2 separate regions of the Homo sapiens genome follow, and region 2 is linked to region 1. Evidence: read pairs that join two places in POLR2A ChIA-PET (ENCODE). Cell type or tissue: OCI-LY7. All regions are shown on one strand. Links, peaks and the distances in the headings refer to the core of each region. The heading gives the core; the rest is flanking DNA.

The links. Peaks named below come from ENCODE experiments on the same cell type or tissue, not always from the same donor. Only the 100,000 strongest peaks of a DNase experiment are listed, where the experiment ranks them.
Region 2: POLR2A ChIA-PET joins it to region 1 with 5 read pairs; 3 of 35 experiments call an interaction of 5 or more read pairs at or near these places.

What each region holds. Positions count from the first base shown.
Region 1 is chr1:179,195,240-179,198,159 of GRCh38, forward strand. All of the region lies in intron 1 of ABL2 (ABL proto-oncogene 2, non-receptor tyrosine kinase), which reads right to left. It also overlaps the pseudogene LOC124900432. Among named protein-coding and RNA genes, the nearest start is that of ABL2, 33 kb to the right of the region's middle. In OCI-LY7, for the core only: no CTCF peak of the experiment used is centred there; no DNase peak of the experiment used is centred there.
Region 2 is chr1:179,037,355-179,040,274 of GRCh38, forward strand. All of the region lies in intron 1 of FAM20B (FAM20B glycosaminoglycan xylosylkinase), which reads left to right. Among named protein-coding and RNA genes, the nearest start is that of FAM20B, 13 kb to the left of the region's middle. In OCI-LY7, for the core only: no CTCF peak of the experiment used is centred there; DNase peaks (open chromatin) are centred at 1,557 and 1,837; H3K4me3 peaks cover 628 bases; H3K27ac peaks cover 1,851 bases.

The DNA.
Region 1 (2,920 bases), core at 308-2,807:
ATCGCACCACTGCACTCCAGCCTGGGCAACACAGTAAAACTCTGTCTCAAAAAAAACAAAAAACAAAAAAACAGTGAGATACCACATCACAGCCATTAGGATGGCTATTACTAAAACACACACGAACACAGAAAATAACAAATGTTGGTGAGGGTATGGAGAAACTAGAACCCTTGTGCATTATTGGTGGGAATATAAAATGGTAAAGCCACTATGGAAGACAGTATGGTGGTTCCTCAGAAAAATTAAACATAGAATTACTGTATGATCCAACAATTTCACTTCTGTATATATATATTCAAAAGAATTGAAAGCAGGAACTCAGATATACTTGCATGCCCATGTTCACTGCAGCATTAGTCACAATAGCCAAAAAGTGGAAGCAATCAAAGTAGTCCATAAAGAGATGAGTGGATAAAGAAAATGGGCTACATACACACCATTAAATATCATTCAGCCCTTAAATAAAAAAAAAGAAATTCTCCTGCACGTTACAACACAGATGTACCTTGAAGATTAAGTTAAATGAAATGAGCCAGTTACAAAAGGGCAAATACTATATGATTCCATTTATATGAGGAACCTAGAGTAGTCAAACTCATAAAGGCAGAAAGTAAAATGTGGTTGCCAAGGGCTAGAGGAAATTATAAAACGGGGAATTATAATTTAACAGATGCAGAGCTTCAGTCTGGAAGAAGAAAAGAGTTCTGGAGATGGATGGTGGTCATGTATGGTTATATGGTAGTGATGGATGGTTACACAACAGTATGAAAAGAGCAATGGCTCACGCTTGTAATCCTAGCACTTTGGCAGGCCGAGGTGGACGGATCACTTGAGGCCAGGAGTTCCTCCCCAAATCCAAGTTCCTAGATGCCAGCCAAGGGCCAACCTTGCAAGCAGACCTCGCTAAGCATATCAGTCTCAATCAGGCCTGCTATGTTAATTCTTTCTGCACAACTGAGATGTTCTCTTTGGAAATAACATGGTTTTTTGTCTTGTTTTTGGAGTTCTGTGTTTTTCTATTCAAAATGCACCCCCATTTCCTGTCACTTTAACTAAAATTACCTTATTGAAATTTGTATCTTTTTTGTAACTTATCAGCTACTTATGCCCAAGTTTTAAAACATTTACAAGCCACAAATATGGTGGATACACTATGGGATGATTAAATTATTTGTCTGTACTTAAGTAGAATACCTATGAGAAAAATCCCTTTAAGATTTAAAGATGGTAATCCAAGGTGATTCCTTCTCCAAGGGGGACATCCAGTGACCCTCTCAGGAAGTAGCAACTTGGAATAGAATAGTCCAGGAGTTCCAGGACCAGCCTGGCCAATATGGCGAAACCCCATCTATACTAGAAATACAAAAACTAGCCGGGTGTGGTGGCAGGTGCCTGTAATCCCAGCTACTCGGGAGGCTGAGGCAGGAGAATCGCTTGAACCCAGGAGGTAGAGGTTGCAGTGAGCCAAGATCAGCACCACTGCACTCCAGCCTGGGCAACAAGAGTGAAACTCAGTCTTAAAAAACAAACAAACAAAAAAAAACAAAAAAAAAAACCCCACTGACCTGTACATTTTCAAATGGTTAAAATGGTAAATTTTATGTTACATGTATTTTACCACAATTTTTTTATAAGACCAGATTTTAAAGAGAATCAAACAGAACCTGCAGAAATAAAAGACATAATAATTGAAATTAGTTCAATGGATGAATCAAATAGCAGATTAGCTCAGCTAAAGATGACTGTGAATACACAAAATGTAGCATGGTGATACAAAAATTGAATATATCAAACAGAAGTTATGCAACATGAGGACAGAATAGAATGTCCAACATATCTAAATACCATTCAAGAGGGAAAGAAAAGAAAAATGAGAACGAGGCAATATTTGAAGATATAATTGCTGAGACTTTTCCAAAAACTGCTGTAGTTTCTGGAAGCACAAAAAATTGCTAGTAGGATAATAAGAAATCTATACCTAGTCACTTTCCAGTGAAAATGCAAGACACTAAAGACAAAAAAAAAAATTTAACCACCAGATAGAAATGACAGATTGTCTACAGAAAGGACAATTATACTGACAGTTTCTCAATAGCAACAATGGCACCCAAGGGATAATAAAAAATATATATTGAAAAAGCTAAAGAGCAAATCAAATACTCTTCAAGGCTGTACAACTAAACCTGCTATGACTTTGAGGGCCCTTTTACCCCCACCAAAAGACTATAAACTCAATTCACCAATACATTATAGTTAACTAATTCTTAACCAGGGAGGGTGTCTGATTTTCTTCCAGAATACACCTGCTTGGTTCAAAAAAAAAAAAAAAAAATTAAAAAAAAAAGGCCGGGTGAGGTGGCTCACGCCTGTAATCCCAACACTTTGGGAGGCCAAGGAGGGTGGATCACCTGAGGTCAGGAGTTTGAGACTACCTTGATCAATATGGTGAAATCCTGTCTCTACTAAAAATACAAAAATTAACCAGGCGTGGTGGCATGTGACTGTAGTCCCAGCTAATCGGGAGGCTAAGACAGGAGAATTGCTTAAACCCAGGAGGTAGAGGCTGCAGTGAGCTGAGATCACGCCACTGCATTCCAGCCTGGGTGACAAGAACGAAACTGTCTCAAAAAAAAAAAAAAAATTGTTTTCTGCTGGGCACAGTGGCTCACACCTATAATCCTAGCACTTTAGGAGGCTGAGGCGGGCGGATCACTTGAGTCCAGGAATTCAAGAGAAGCCTGGGAAACATGGTGAAACCATGTCTCTACTAAAAATATAAAAATTAGCTGGCGTGGTGGCACACGTCTATAGTCCCGGCTACTTGACAGGCTGAAGTGCGACGGTCCCCTGAGCCTGAGGAGGTCAAAGCTGCAACGAGTTGTGCCACGCCACTGCACTCCAGCCTGGATGACAGAGT
Region 2 (2,920 bases), core at 118-2,617, 160 kb before region 1:
TCTCTTTTTTTTTAACCTGCCCTCACTTAGAATCTGCAGAAGGAAATAGTGAAATAATAGAACCCTTCAGTTCCCTTAATATGAATTTATTTCTTGTTTGCTTGCTTGCTTTCTGTATGTCGGTCTTTTTTTTTTTTTTTTTTTTTGTGAGACGGAGCCTCACTCTGTCGCTCAGGCTGGAGTGCAATGGCACGATCTCAGCTCACTGCAACCTCTCCCTCCCAGGTTCAAGCTATTGTCTCCTGCCTCAGCCTCCTGAGTAGCTGGGATTACAGGTGCCCACCACCACGCCCAGCTAATTTTTGTATTTTTCATAGAGATGGGGTTTCGCCGTGTTGTCCAGGCTGGTCTTGAACTCCTGACCTCAGGTGATCTGCCTGCCTCGGCCTCCCAAAGTGTTGGGATTACAGGCGTGAGGCACTGTCCCCAGCCAGTTCCCTTAATGTAAATTTCTAACCTAGCTGAGTGAGTGAATTGTTTATGGCCCTGAATTGATGAATGTGTTCGTCTGAGGCCGCTTCAAAAGGAGAAGTTTTGAAATAAGTTTCAAAACTTAAAAGGACACAAACTTGGATTGTGGGATTGGACCGTTTTTCTTATCTGAATTTTGGAACTGTTAGAACTTCTTATTGCATTGATGATAAAAACAAAACAAAAAACCACAGCTCTAACCTTTGTGCAAAATGTTTGGATGTGATATATTTATATAGCACGAGGGGGAGGATTTTCTTCATTCTAAATGAATGAGCAATACGATTAAAAGTTTATGGGTTGGTCGGGACAGTGGCTCATGCCTGTAATCCCAGCACTTTGGGAGGCTGAGTCTGGCAGATCACCTGAGGTCAGGAGTTCAAGACCAGCCTGACCAACATGGAGAAACCCTGTCTCTACTAAAAATGCAAAAGCCTTAGCTGGGCGTGGTGGCGCATGCCTGTAATCCCAGCTACTTGGGAGGCTGAGGCAGGAGAATCGCTTGAACCCAGGAAGCAGAGGTTGTGGTGAGCCGAGATTGCTCCATGGCATTCCAGCCTGGGCAACACAAGCGAAACTGCATCTCAAAAAAAAAAAAAAAGAAAAAAGTTTATGGGTTAACCAGACTTTAGTCCTGAAGGATGTTCTGTAGAAAGTAAAAGCCTATGAAGCTGACCCCTTTGTGCCAGAATTGTATTGCATTTGTAGCTAGTGGCATCTGGAGATGCTGAAGAAGTGATTGTCAATACAACTAGATTTCCATATTGCCTTTTATCTCTGCAGCCTGAGAAGTGTACTGTTGAACAAGCACTTGAAAATGTTGTGTGGTTTAGGTTGCATTAGAACTAGCAAAAATCTCTGAAATCTTCTCTGCTAGCACTGCTGTTATCAGTAATCACAGGGAACTGTTTTACTGAGTTCCACACCAAACTTGATACCATCACAATTACATTTTAGATGCACTTGAATTGCCTTTGTTTCAGCTAATAGTGTTGTGTACCCTGGGAGATGATGATGAAACAAAACAGGTGGCAGGGAATAATTAGAATTTGAAATTAACTCTCACTTTCTGCTTCCTTCATGAACAGAAAAGGAGTGGTTAATCACTGAGAATAAACTTCATTCAGCTGGCCCACTGCAAAGTGTTGCCCTCAGAATACATTGCTCTGATAAGCTGCTTTTGATTGTTTCCAGTTGTTATTAAGGGAGCAGTATCACGTTTAAGTGGGAGTGTCTTAGCCTGAATCATTTGCTCTATTTTTTTGTATTGGTTTTATTTTTTGGATTAATGGTTTGAGTTGTTAAATGAATTGGAGAGTGAAGCAACATCCTGTTATCTTCTTGTCATCTTTGTCTTACCTCAGTGCTGTGCTGTCTGCAGGCATAGAGCAGAGCAAGCCTGTGCATGTTTTTAAATGGCCTTATGGAGTAGAAAGCAACCTCTCAGGATGCAAGTGAGACGGAATTGTATGTTCTTGACACCCTTGCAAAAATCTTGTATTTGGAGCCTTTTAACTTAAGAATTGCCCAGAGTGTGGTCAGCCCCATGCTAGAAGGAGCAGTTCTTTATGTCTGTGACATGAATATCCTTGTTATATGCTTGACCATTCCAGACGTAGTAGTGCTGCCATAGTACCAGGCTTTATTAGTTTTCTGGTTATATTCTGCTAATAGCTAGATGGTATGGGCATATTTTTTTCCCTTTACTTAATGTACCCAGTTTTGATTATCCATGGTTTGCAGGTATTTTAATTTTGAAAAATAATTGGCGAAGGACTAAGTAGAAATATGTGTCTGGGGTTGTATTTAAATACATGAGCAGCAGATATGACACGTCCAGGATCGCTGAATACTTGGACTCAGAGACAGCTATTACTCTCCTCTGCACCCTGTGGCATTTTATTTATTTATTTATTATTTTTTTTTATTGATCATTCTTGGGTGTTTCTTGCAGAGGGGGATTTGGCAGGGTCATAGGACAATAGTGGAGGGAAGGTCAGCAGATAAACAAGTGAACAAAGGTCTCTGGTTTTCCTAGGCAGAGGACCCTGCGGCCTTCCGCAGTGTTTGTGTCCCTGGGTACTTGAGATTAGGGAGTGGTGATGACTCTTAACGAGCATGCTGCCTTCAAACATCTGTTTAACAAAGCACATCTTGCACCGCCCTTAATCCATTTAACCCTGAGTGGACACAGCACATGTTTCAGAGAGCACAGGGATGGGGGCAAGGTCACAGATCAACAGGATCCCAAGGCAGAAGAACTTTTCTTAGCACAGAACAAAATGAAAAGTCTCCCATGTCCACCTCCTTCTACACAGACACGGCAACCATCCGACTCCTCAATCCTTTCCCCACCCTTCCCCCCTTTCTACTCCACAAAACCGCCACTGTCATCATGGCCCGTTCCCAGTGAGCCGTTGGGCACACCTCCCAGACGGGGTGGTGGCCG